2 separate regions of the Homo sapiens genome follow, and region 1 is linked to region 2. Evidence: chromatin loops called from intact Hi-C (ENCODE). Cell type or tissue: heart right ventricle. All regions are shown on one strand. Each heading gives the region's core, and the rest is flanking DNA. Links, peaks and the distances in the headings are about the cores only.

Evidence for each region. A loop is a pair of places that touch in the nucleus more often than their neighbours do. Peaks named below come from ENCODE experiments on the same cell type or tissue, not always from the same donor. Only the 100,000 strongest peaks of a DNase experiment are listed, where the experiment ranks them.
Region 1: it touches region 2 in a loop (2.4-fold over the local background); 15 of 110 quality-filtered maps call a loop at or near these places.

What each region holds. Positions count from the first base shown.
Region 1 is chr6:56,590,554-56,596,392 of GRCh38, forward strand. DST (dystonin) reads right to left here. Exons shown (of 104, transcript NM_001374736.1): 48 at 3,110-3,640; 49 at 1,629-1,805. Among named protein-coding and RNA genes, the nearest start is that of DST-AS1, 250 kb to the right of the region's middle. RefSeq lists an enhancer at 3,338-3,597. In heart right ventricle, for the core only: CTCF peaks have their summits at 2,542 (motif pointing left), 2,745 and 5,148 (motif pointing left); DNase peaks (open chromatin) are centred at 2,588 and 5,136.
Region 2 is chr6:56,474,034-56,479,872 of GRCh38, forward strand. DST (dystonin) reads right to left here. Exons shown (of 104, transcript NM_001374736.1): 91 at 3,312-3,455; 92 at 2,116-2,304. Among named protein-coding and RNA genes, the nearest start is that of COL21A1, 230 kb to the left of the region's middle. In heart right ventricle, for the core only: no CTCF peak of the experiment used is centred there; a DNase peak (open chromatin) is centred at 2,240; H3K27ac peaks cover 1,760 bases.

The DNA of each region.
Region 1 (5,839 bases), core at 371-5,370, 120 kb after region 2:
ATACATGGGGATATAAAAACTTAATTAAGATAGATTTGTTCTTGTACCTGTGGAAAGGAGAAAGAAAAAAAAACAGGACTGAAAATGCACATTGGAAAAAAGGAAGCAACCCTGAGGAGGCTGCATGGATCTGGGGATGCTGACCTGGCCCACATCATCTCCCTAGTGTCCAGTGAAGGGCTGGATAAACTCTTCAGCCTGGGAAAGAAGCAGTGCCCTCCACCCTCTTGACCTCCCAGCTTGACCTCCTTCCCTGCTCTCATCCTATGCTTCCCACCCCTTCACGGGCCTTCTCTCTGCCTGATATTAACCTGCCACATTTCACCCGGGTATGACTTAGCTTTCCAGAGTTGTCAATCTCAGGCAATACCTAACTTTAAGCTTGCCCAGCAGGGTACCTGTTTCCCGTGCTAACAGCACAATTTTTCGACTCTGTAAATAATATGCAATTAACTTCTGAAAGACAGCTGTCTAACTGGCAATCCTGTGTTTATTTTCTAGCTGTAGCAGTAATAACCTACTATTATTAACCTGTGAAATGGAATCATATAATAGATTGATGGAATGAAACTTTTAAACTCAAAATTATTGGTCACATTAGTTCTCATCCTTTACTTTAGAATTTTAAAATAAGTTTTACATTATAAAAATAGATTTAAGAACTCTCCACCACTGTATGACTGAGAATCGCACTGTTATGCAGTTTTGACACCAAGCCTGTATTTCTGAAAGAGCAGGTGGACTTTTTGAGAACTGTATTGAGTAATTATTCAAGTTTGTATCTCTATGAATCATGAAGATATTCAGTAAGAACCCTAATCCTGGTCCTTAGAACCGCTGAATATGATGGTAGCATCCCTTCTTCCCTTCCAACTGTCCATTCCTTAACAAATATTTATTGAGTACCAACTTTGGGCCAGGTAATATTCTAGGTGCTGTGAATACAGCAATGAATAAAGCAGACAAAGACACGTGTTCTTGTGGAGCTTAATTCTAATGGAGGAAAAAACAGTGAACAAGATAAGTAAGTATAAAGATAAATAAGTGGCCAGGAAAATACTGAGTTTTGTTTGGGGATGGAGGGGCACGTCACAAGCCATAACAGCAATGTCAAACCTGTTAAGAAAACATCAGGAAGGCTGGGCGCGGTGGTTCACACCTGTAATCCCAGCACTTTGGGAGGCTGAGGCAGGTGGATTACCTGAGGTCAGGAGTTCAAGACCAGCCCAGCCAACATGGCGAAACCCCGTCTCTACTAAAAATACAAAAATTAGCGCCTGTAGTCCCAGCTGGTGGCGGGCGCCTGTAGTCCCAGCTACTTGGGAGGCTGAGGCAGGAGAATCACTTGAACCCAGGAGGCGGCAGTTGCCGTGAGCTGAGATCACACTACTGCACTCCAGCCTACACGATGGAGTGAGACTCCATCTCAAAAAAAAAAAAAAAAAAAAAATTCGGAAAAAAAAAGAATGTACTGTGGAGAAATAGAGTCAAAACTACCTCTGGAGGCAGAAGTATACTTTTCACATCATTTGTTCCCCTCTCTTAGCTGAAACTATCACAAAAGTGTGAGAAATTGGAAGCCTTTCAGTAAGACTACTGGAAATGTGGATCTTTCTCTCGCTTTTTACCTTGGTCTCTTCTAATTGCCTTTGAAGATTTTTGGGGTCCACCGCAATAGGTTCAGATAAGTGTTTGCTCGCTGTGGCCTCACAGGCCTGGAGTCCAGCAAGAAGTCCACATGAAGCATCTTCATAGTGTTGATATTTATCCACCAGATCTTTAAGATTATTTCCAAGAACATTGCACTAACAATCAAAAGAGAAAAGGGGTAGGAGATTAAAACCCACTATTTTCATATGCATCAAATAATCTTAGGACCTATAAAATATGTAACTTGGAAAAAAAACCAGACTTCCACCAAAGTTAATAAAAACTCTGTTGGGCTAAGATTTCCTCCTTTATATGAAGAGGTACCCTATAAGAAGCCAAAAAGTAACCATAAAATAAAGAGATAGTTCTGGATTTATACCAATTCAAAAACATATTTACAAGAGCTGAGTCTTAACATAGAATAAAAGATAAAGACATCAATCATCAGAGGAAGGAGATTTTGATACACCATGTGTATAGATATCGATTTGATGGAAGGGTTTTAAAGGTGCTTAATAAATTTCTATATGTTGCACAAGTTAATTAACAAAAGGAAGACAAAGAGTCTATATTAGAATGGAGCAAAGTCCAAGAGCCAGTGATGGTCTTTAAATCATTTATGCAACTTGGCAAGTCTGTTCAGATTATATTACAAACCAGTAAATATTTTCTTAGATTTTTTTTTTTCAAAAAAAACCTTTTACTTGACCACAGAAGTAAAACAAGCAAAACAGTCTTTTATTCATTAAGTATTAAAATAACATACTGATCAAATATACAAGACAAACACCTGCAGTGTTTGTGAAGAGGATAATCTGAGATGAAACCAGTTCCCAAGCTTGAGAGGCTGCAAGCATCTGTTTTTGCTTAGAGTCAATGCACAACCGCCATCTTGTGGTCACACTGGATATTAGAGCATTTGAGAGCTGGGACTTCTGGAAATCATGCTCTCAAAAACTAAAGTAACTTTAAGTTTCTCATATTTAAATACATTGTTCAGAAGTAAAGCAGGTGAATAAGATAGAGAGAAGGCTGGGCACTGTGGCTCATGCCTGCAATCCCAGCACTTTGGGAAGCCGAGGTGAGCGGATCACGAGGTCAGGAGATCGAGACCATCCTGGCTAATACAGTGAAACCCCATCTCTACTAAAAACAGAAAAAAAATTAGACGGGCGTGGGGGTACATGCCTGTAGTCCCAGCTAGTCGGGAGGCTGAGGCAGGAGAATTGCTTGAACCTGGGAGGCAGAGGTTGCAGTGAGCCGAGATCACGCCACTGCACTCCAGCCTGGGCGACAGAGTGAGACTCCTTCTCAAAAAAAAAAAAAAAAATAGAAGTAGGCTAAAGCTACCTTTTCCTCCTGTTTTGGATTTTAGGTTTCTTGCCTCTTGTTCCAAAACTATAATTGAAAACTATAATTGCAGATTGACTTTTCCCTTAAAAAATCAAAATAACATTACCTTAGAGTAGAGAGACCTGAACCGATCAGTAGCATGATCCAACTTGCGCTGCACTTCTCTGTGGGTTGCAGAAGTATCAACCTTGCCACCGTCTCTCTTGCTGCAAGATTTGGCAGCTTCCAACACTCTGTTTCCAGAAATTGTGATGTATCTCAAGTCACCTTTGTGAGAAATAACGTCTTCTGAGAAACTCTTCTGCCTCTTCAATTTGGTCATTAAACCATTGATGTCATCTGCACCTGCCTCCAGGTTTTCAAGTTCTTGTTCTGACTGCTGTAGCCAGTGCTCAAACTCGGTATAGTCAGCATCAAACTTTTCTAATTCTTCCTGCAGAGAGTGAGTTAACTTCATTTTCTTCTCTGACTCAGCCAGTGCAGTTTCATAATGCACTTTCAGTTCCTTCATGTTCTTTTGCAGTTTCTCTTTTTCTTCAGGAGAGAGATACTGACCCTGTTTCTCAAGCAACACTTGTGCAGACTGAGTGGCTATGATCACTGCTTGGTGCTGAGAGATGATCTTCTCGTGTTGGGCCTATGTGAAAACAAATTGATCATAATCTTCAAGCAGTAACGGGGTAACACCTGCAGGGAGCTCCTTGCCGCCTCAAGACTGACAGGTTTCAATGATCTACAGGGCTACAACTTGCTTCTCATTCCCCTTTTCAAGCTATACCGTACTCCCTTTTATTGGTGGATTTCAGAATAACAAGGCATTTTGAGCATGCTAATCTTATTTTAAAGAAAATTTCCAATCTTCTCTATGTACTTAATCAGATAGGACAGACACCATTTTTCAGAAGTTTAGAAAAACCAATTTCTATTCCAATTTTAAAATAAGTGTCTATAATCTGATCTCATTTTATTCCCTGCTTTCTCACAACTACCCAAAAAAGAATGTCTTTACCTAATTTTTGGACAAACAAGTATAATATTTTTTATTACGAAATGATCCTGGAAAAACTTTTAAATAGGGAAAAAGAATCTGTAACTTTAAGCTTTAAAAAGGTTTCAAAAATAACTAAGCAAGAACACTGTACATTCAGAGAAGCCCAATGGACATTAGAGAAGCAGATATAATAAAAGAGAATCCTGGAGCTACTCAGCTTCACTGGGCCTCAGTTTCCTGCATGTGAAAATGGAGACAATAACTCCTACACATCACAGGTTGCTGTTAAGGAGTACATGAGATCACATATGTAGAGCACTTCCTGCAGAGCTGGGCATGTGCCAGAAATTCAAATCCACTCTGAAGGCAGGAAGGCAGGGCTCCCAGGCAGGTGTGCTGCAGGCAAGTCACAGGTGTGCAGAGCTACTGATCCCCTCAGTCTTCAGGGAAGCAGGGAGGCATCAGGTAGGTGAAGTCCCTTTCCCTCCAGCCATAAGCATCTTCTTCCATTCACCCCAATTTGCCATACAAGTGTGGCAAAAAGGATACTAATCCTTCTGGGCAATTTCCCACATTTCTTATAATGGCTTACATGGAGCCAAATGACCCGCTCCCATTACCCCAGAGCCCCTTTTATTACCTCCAGATTCTTTGCTGCTCCCACCCTTACCTCCATCCCCACCCTGGTAAACACTTTAGGAGCTTTTTCTCCTGTTGTTGTCTAGTTACAGCTCTTTCATCAGATATCTGCTTGGCTAATTGCACCCATCTCCATTGAGTCCCGTTTAAATGCTGAAAACTGGTCCCCCACCCCACACTCAACCACCCTTACCTAACTCCTTTTCTCCCTTAGTACTCACTGCCTTCTAACCTACCATATAACTTAGTTATTGTCTACTGTAACATTCTCACTAACTAGTGTGCAAGGGGGGCACAGGGAATTTATTTTGCTCACTGTGTAATCCCAAGTACTTAGAACAGTGCTGGCACACAGGAGCTGAGTAAGAATAACTCTATGCTGTGAAAAGGACTTCCTTAGAAGCACTGCTATGGGGCAGCCGTTCACTTGTAAGTCTGATCCCAATTAGTCAGCTCAGAACTGGCTCATTAACACTGGTATCCTCACTGTCTATAACAGTGCCCGCCACCTAGTGGGCACATAGTAAATATTTTTAACTAACTTCTTTCCCACAGACTTGTGTTTTTGGTATTTGAAATACATTCATATGCTACCCCCACCCCACCCCGAGAAGGGCTTTGCACAAAATAGCATGGACAGACATATGCAACACCATATAAATGATCAGATCCATCCCCTTCCTCCTACAGATGAGGACTCTTAGGCTGAAGGAAGAGAATGGCTTGGCCCAGGACATATGGGACAACTACTGAAAGCTAGACGTTCCTGGCTCAGGTGCTTTGGCCCTCTCTCCATGCTGCCAGATTAGGACTTTCTTTCTTTTATTTATTTATTTACTTATTTATTTATTTATTTATTTTGAGATGGAGTCTCGCTCTGTCGCCAGGCCAGAGGGCAGTGGCACAATCTTGGCTCATTGCAACCTCTGTTTTCTGGGTTCCAGCGATTCTCCTGCCTCAGTCTCCCAAGTAGCTGGGATTACAGGCACGCACCACCACACCCAGCTAATTTTTGTATTTTTAGTAGAGACAGGGCTTCACCATGTTGGCCAGGATGGTCTCAATCTCCTGACCTTGTGATCCACCCGCCTCAGCCTCCCAAAGTGCTGGGATTACAGGCATGAGCCACCACGCCTGGCCCAGATTAGGATTTTCTAAAGCACAGATTCCCATATTCTTTGAGGTAAAATGATCAGATGGGAAATG
Region 2 (5,839 bases), core at 290-5,289:
AGAGTTACTACAGAAAACCGTCTTTAGAAATGAACTAAAAGCAGAAGGATAAAAGAACCATGTTATTATTTCTGAAGAAGAATAAATCATATGCTTTATCTTTAGGGTAAAAAAAATCTAAACCATCATACTGCAGGCATTTACTAATTTCTAAAGAATATAAAATGTGGCCAGGTGCAGTGGCTCATGCCTGTAATCCCAGCACTTTGGGAGGCCAAGGCAGGTGGATCACCTGAGGTCAGGAGTTTGAGACCAGCCTGACCAATATGGTGAAACCCCATTTCTACTAAAATTACAAAAATTAACCAGGCATGGTGGTGCACGCCTGTAGTCCCAGCTACTTGGGAGGCTGAGGCAGGAGAATCGCTTGAACCTGGGAGGCAGAGGTTGCAGTGAGCCGAGATTGTGCCACTGCACTCCAGCCTAGGCAACAGAGTGAGACTCTGCTCCGTCTCAAAAATAAATAAATAAATAAATAAAATGTTAATGCTTGTAAAGAGAGTAAATTGAAAATAAAAATAATTTGTTTTAGTGGAATAACCTGCATGGACACATGGGAGAAGTCATGTGAATAAAATAACCTGTCTGTGCATCAACCAAACTCAAGTTTCCAAGCTCCTCAGAAGAATCTTTAGTAAGCATCTGTCTACAAACAAACTAGGTAGCTGGGATGTTTCCAAGAACTTTTCTGTGGCACATTTCACCTACATATTTGAAATATTTAAGATGGCTTTGATTAGGCAACATAGTGAAACCCTGTCTCTACAAAAAATTCAAAAATTAGGCCAGGTGGCATGTGCCTGTAGTCCCAGCTACACAGGAGGCTGAGGTGGGAGGATCACTTGAGCCTAGGAGCTTGAGGCTGCAGTGAGCCACGACTGTGCCATTGCATTCCAGCCTGGGCAACAGAGTGAGACCCTGCCTCTCAAAAAAAAAAAAAAAAAAAAAAAAAAGATGGCTCTTTGATATATTATGACATAATACATCCACATTTAATGTGGACATATCAAAATATTCATAAATAGGCTATTCCAAGGGTGGTAAAAACTATTTGGGTTAAAGTATACTACCATTGTATTTAAAAGGTTTAACTATCTTGCCACTGCTTATCTCATCTCCTTGGGCTTATTATTATTATTTACTAGGTATCCCTCTATTTGGAATATGCAGCAAAGGCTGTGGAAAGGCAGAGACTGTGAAAAGTGATGGGGAAAAGGAGACCCAGACAAAAGGGAAAAGTGAAGTAACACCTTTCTGGAATATTTGTCACACTGAAGAACTCTAATACCTCTGATCACAGGAAACATGACCTGGTACACTTAGAGCCATTATAGACATTGATGTCTTATTAGGCTTTTAAAACACACACACACACACACACACACACACACACACACACACAAAATAATGGCAACATTAATTGCTTAACCAACTGAGCTAACACTTAATATTTCTCTTTGTAAATGCATATTAAACAAACTGTGAGCAATCAAGTAAATCAAAGTGAGTGTGACACCCATCATTTGAGTTTAAAACAAGAAGGATATATAGGAAGGCTGCTTTTCCTAAGAAAGACAACACGTTCCCTTTTTCATATGATGTATTTCAAGTGATGACAGTCATCTTCACAGACATAAAAATGCAGAGCAATCAAACCTTGTTTGATTAATGCAATGTGAACATAATGCATCCACATTTAATGTGGATACCTTAATGTGGGTACCTTGTACCCACTGAAGCCAGGGAGGTGGAGGTGGGTGAGATCACCAAAAGAGGGAACAGAGTGAGAGAAATAGAGAGCTGAGGATAACACCTAAGGAGTAAGGAGAGCTGACATTTAGAAGGCAAAAGGGAGGGCAGGAGTGAACGTGAGACAATACCACGAGTGTAACCCCACAGAGGACAAAGAAGGAAAGTTTTGCAAAGGTCACAGAGGGTTCCTGTAAAGAGAGGTTTTAGGGCAGTTGCAGAGTTGGAAACACAGTTGTAAGGAGCTGAGGAGTCTGAAGAAGTGAAAATAACGAGAACAAAGCAATGTTTTGAGAAGTACAGCAGTGAAAGAAAGAAAATATCTGAGATAATGGTTAACAGGAGTTAGGATTATATTTATTTTACCTGGTGTTCTGCAATGAGTGCTTTCACCTCTTCGATCTCCTGGGGGATGACTTCTTTATCCTTATCAGTAAGTGTAGTTTCAGCCCATTGCAACCAAGCCAGCAAAGCTTCCAACAATTCCTGTTTGGCAATAAGCCCAGCCAGAGCACTTGCTAATCTCTGCTGATGTTGCTTTGCCCAGGCCAGCACCTGTCAGAGAAACAGAAATTTCTCTGAATTTCCTCCAACTTAGTAAAATAATTGCAGTGATGTAAAATAAATAAATTTTAAATGAAAATTAGGATCATCCTGAGCTAGACCCATAATGCTTCTGGTCTTTTTAGATTCCATTAGTGGCATCAAGATCTGGCTTGAGGAGGACATGAGAGCCCACGATGATGTTCATCATCTTCAGAATTTAAAGATGCATGTCAATCACTCAGGCTTCCTTTTGCTTTCTAATTTGAGTTCAAATATGCATTCTCTGAAGGATCAGGTAAGCTTACTCCATGTGGCACAGAGTAGAAATGTAAAAAGCTAAGATACTGGCAGGGCGTGGTGGCTCACGCCTGTAATCCCAGCACTTTGGGAGGCCGAGGTGGGCGGATCACGAGGTCAGTTCAAGATCAGCCTGACCAACCTGGTGAAACCATCTCTACTAAAAATACAAAAAAATTAGCTGGGCATGGTGGCACGCGCCTGTAATCCCAGCTACTCGGGAGGCTGAGGCAGAGGAACTGCTTGAACCTAGGAGGCAGAGGTTGCAGTGAGCCGAGATCCAGCTACTGCACTCCAGCCTGGGCAATAAATCGAGACTCCGTCAAAAGAAAGAAAAAAAAAAGCTAAGATATTAAATACAGAATTAATTCACTTTATGTATACCAATTCACTCCACCAGTATATACTGCTCCGAAACACCATCCAACTGCTGGATTATTCAACAGAAACAATGTGGAAGGAGGCCAAAATGTTATACAGTGTACTAAATATTTGCCTTCTAATTTTCCAGGGACATAGCTGCAAAATTTCTTTGAGCTTTTAAAGAAAAGTGAATTGCAGAGATTGTAATGCATACAAGAAGCGTATTTAAAAGAACGTTTTCTATGTAGAGGTCTCATTTTCCCATGGCCATAAGTGCATCTTAATTCCTGAAATTTCCCACACCCCTCAACTCTCAAAGCTATTGCTACTCTGAAGATTATCTGAGACACACTGACCTCCTCAAACCTCGCCCGGATGATTGTTATCCAGTGCTTAATGGTAGTGATGGAGTCGGGGTGGCAGATAGCCAAAACGGTGTCGCCCATAGTGGTGGCTTTATTTAGTTCAGCTCTCTTTTCTTCCAGTTTCTTCATGAATTCCTACAGCAGAAACAAAGACTTCAATTAACTGTTGGCATTGGCTGAAAACAAAACTCTGGTGGCATTTGTTTGACTGCCAGAATTAAACAAATAAACAAAAACTTCAATTGGTTTATTCACAGTGAAAATCATCTACTAATTGGGGAGGAAAAGGGGACAAAATAGAAAACAAAGTACTTTCTAACATGTACTTCAAAATACAAGTACAGTCATCCCTTGGAATCCAAGGGGAGTTGGTTCCAGGATACCGTGCATAATAAAATCCAATGATGCTCAAGTCCCTGATATAAAATGATGTAGTATTTGCATATGACCTAAGTACATCCTCCCCATATGCTTCATATCATCTCTAGATTACTAATAATACCTAATACAATGTAAATTGTTGTAAATAGTTGTTATACTGTATTGTTTAGGTAATAATGACAAGGAAAAAAGTATGTATATCTTCAGTACAGATGCAACCATCCATTTTATTTTTGAATATTTTTAACCATTTTATTTTTGAATATCTGGATACAGAGGGCCAACTTTATAGGATATTTCATGCTTCAAAAACTGTATTATACAAAAAAATAACTCTCCCAAATTTAGATATAATTATGTTATTAATGGAGAATAGCATTGGGAGAGACAGTATTGCTAGAGATAGAAACAATACTGATTGACCAAAAATAAGTTCTAACAAATAAGGTAAGGAGGTTAATATTTAAAATAGCATTAACTATGCCAGGAAATATGGCAGCATGAATAAAAAAGTACAAAGTAGAGAGAAGCCTGGGTAAGGAAAGATAAATGTTTGGGGGTATGGGAGAGAGGGCCCAAAGTGTCTATGCAGTAAAAAGTGAAGGGGAGGTTGGAAGAGTGAGCCTGACAGCAGGTCAGCCCATGTGAGAACTGTCCCTTTAAAATGCCAGTAAGAGCCACTCTCCTCTGTTCTGGCAGTTCTAGCCAGTCTCTGCCAGCAAGCGGAATGAACAAAGCCTTGACATCCTCAAGGATGATCTTTCAAATAAATGTTTTACAAATGTCTCACATACTTAATTGTACTTTCTACCATCAGAACTATATCCATAGATAAGACAGATCATAGAACTCTGAAAATGTGATTACAAAATGAGAATCTTTGCCCTTAAAAATGTGACACGCTTCCAAAATCTCATATAGAATGTTAGAGATCTGCAAACACCCCAGTCTCTCTGGACCCCTGCACCAAGAGCGATTACTTGATTACACAATGAGTGCCAGAGGCCGCAGAGATCGATGATGCCCATGCTACTCACACTATGTGAACAGGGGTGTTCACTTTGAAATATAGGTGTTTTACTATACAAGAAAACCTAAAAAAACTCTTCTGGACATCGGCCTAGGCAAAGAATTTATGACAAAGATCCCAAAAGCAAATGTGACAAAAACAAATATAGACAAATGGGACTTAATTAAATAAAAAAGCTTCTGCACAACAAAAGATAGAATCAACAGAGTAAACAGTTAACCTACAGAATGGGAGAAAATATTTGCAAATCATGCCTCTGAAAAAAGACTAATATCCAGAATCTGCAAGGAACTCAAACAACTCAACAAGAAAACAACAAACAACTCCATTGAAAACTGGGAAAAACACATGAACAGACATTTCTCAAAAGAAGAAATACAAGCATACAAGCAGCCAACAAACACATGAAAAATGCTCAACATCACTAATTATCAGAGATACACAAATTAAAGCCACCCTGAGATATCATATTACACAAGTCAGGATGACTATTACTAAAAAGTGAAAAAACAACAAATGATGTGGATGCTGAGAAAAGGGCGTGCTTATACACTGTTGGTGGGAATATAAATTAGTTCGATGCCTATGAAAAACAGTATGAAAATATTTCAAAAAACTAAAATTAGAACTACCATTTGACCCAGCAATTCCACTACTCGGTATCTACCCAAAGGAAAAGAAATCATTATATCAAAAAGACAACAGCACTCATATGTTCATTCCAGCACTATTCACAATACCAAAGTCATAGAACCAATATAAGTGTCCATCAACAGTTGATTGGATTAAAAAAAAATGTGGTACATATATACCATGGAATACTATGCAGCCATAAAAAAGAATGAAATCATGTACTTTGCAGCAACATGCATAGAGCTGGAAGGCATTACCCTAAGTGAAGTAACTCAAACAGAAAATCAAATATCACACGTTCTCATGTATAAATGGGAGCCAAACAATGGGCGCACATGGACATAAAGATGGAAATAATAGACACTGAAGACTCCAAAAAGCACGGAGGATCACAGGGGCCTGAGAGTTGAAACATTACCTATTGGGTACCGTGTTTAACATTTGGATGACTGGTATAAAACAAGTCCAGTCCCTA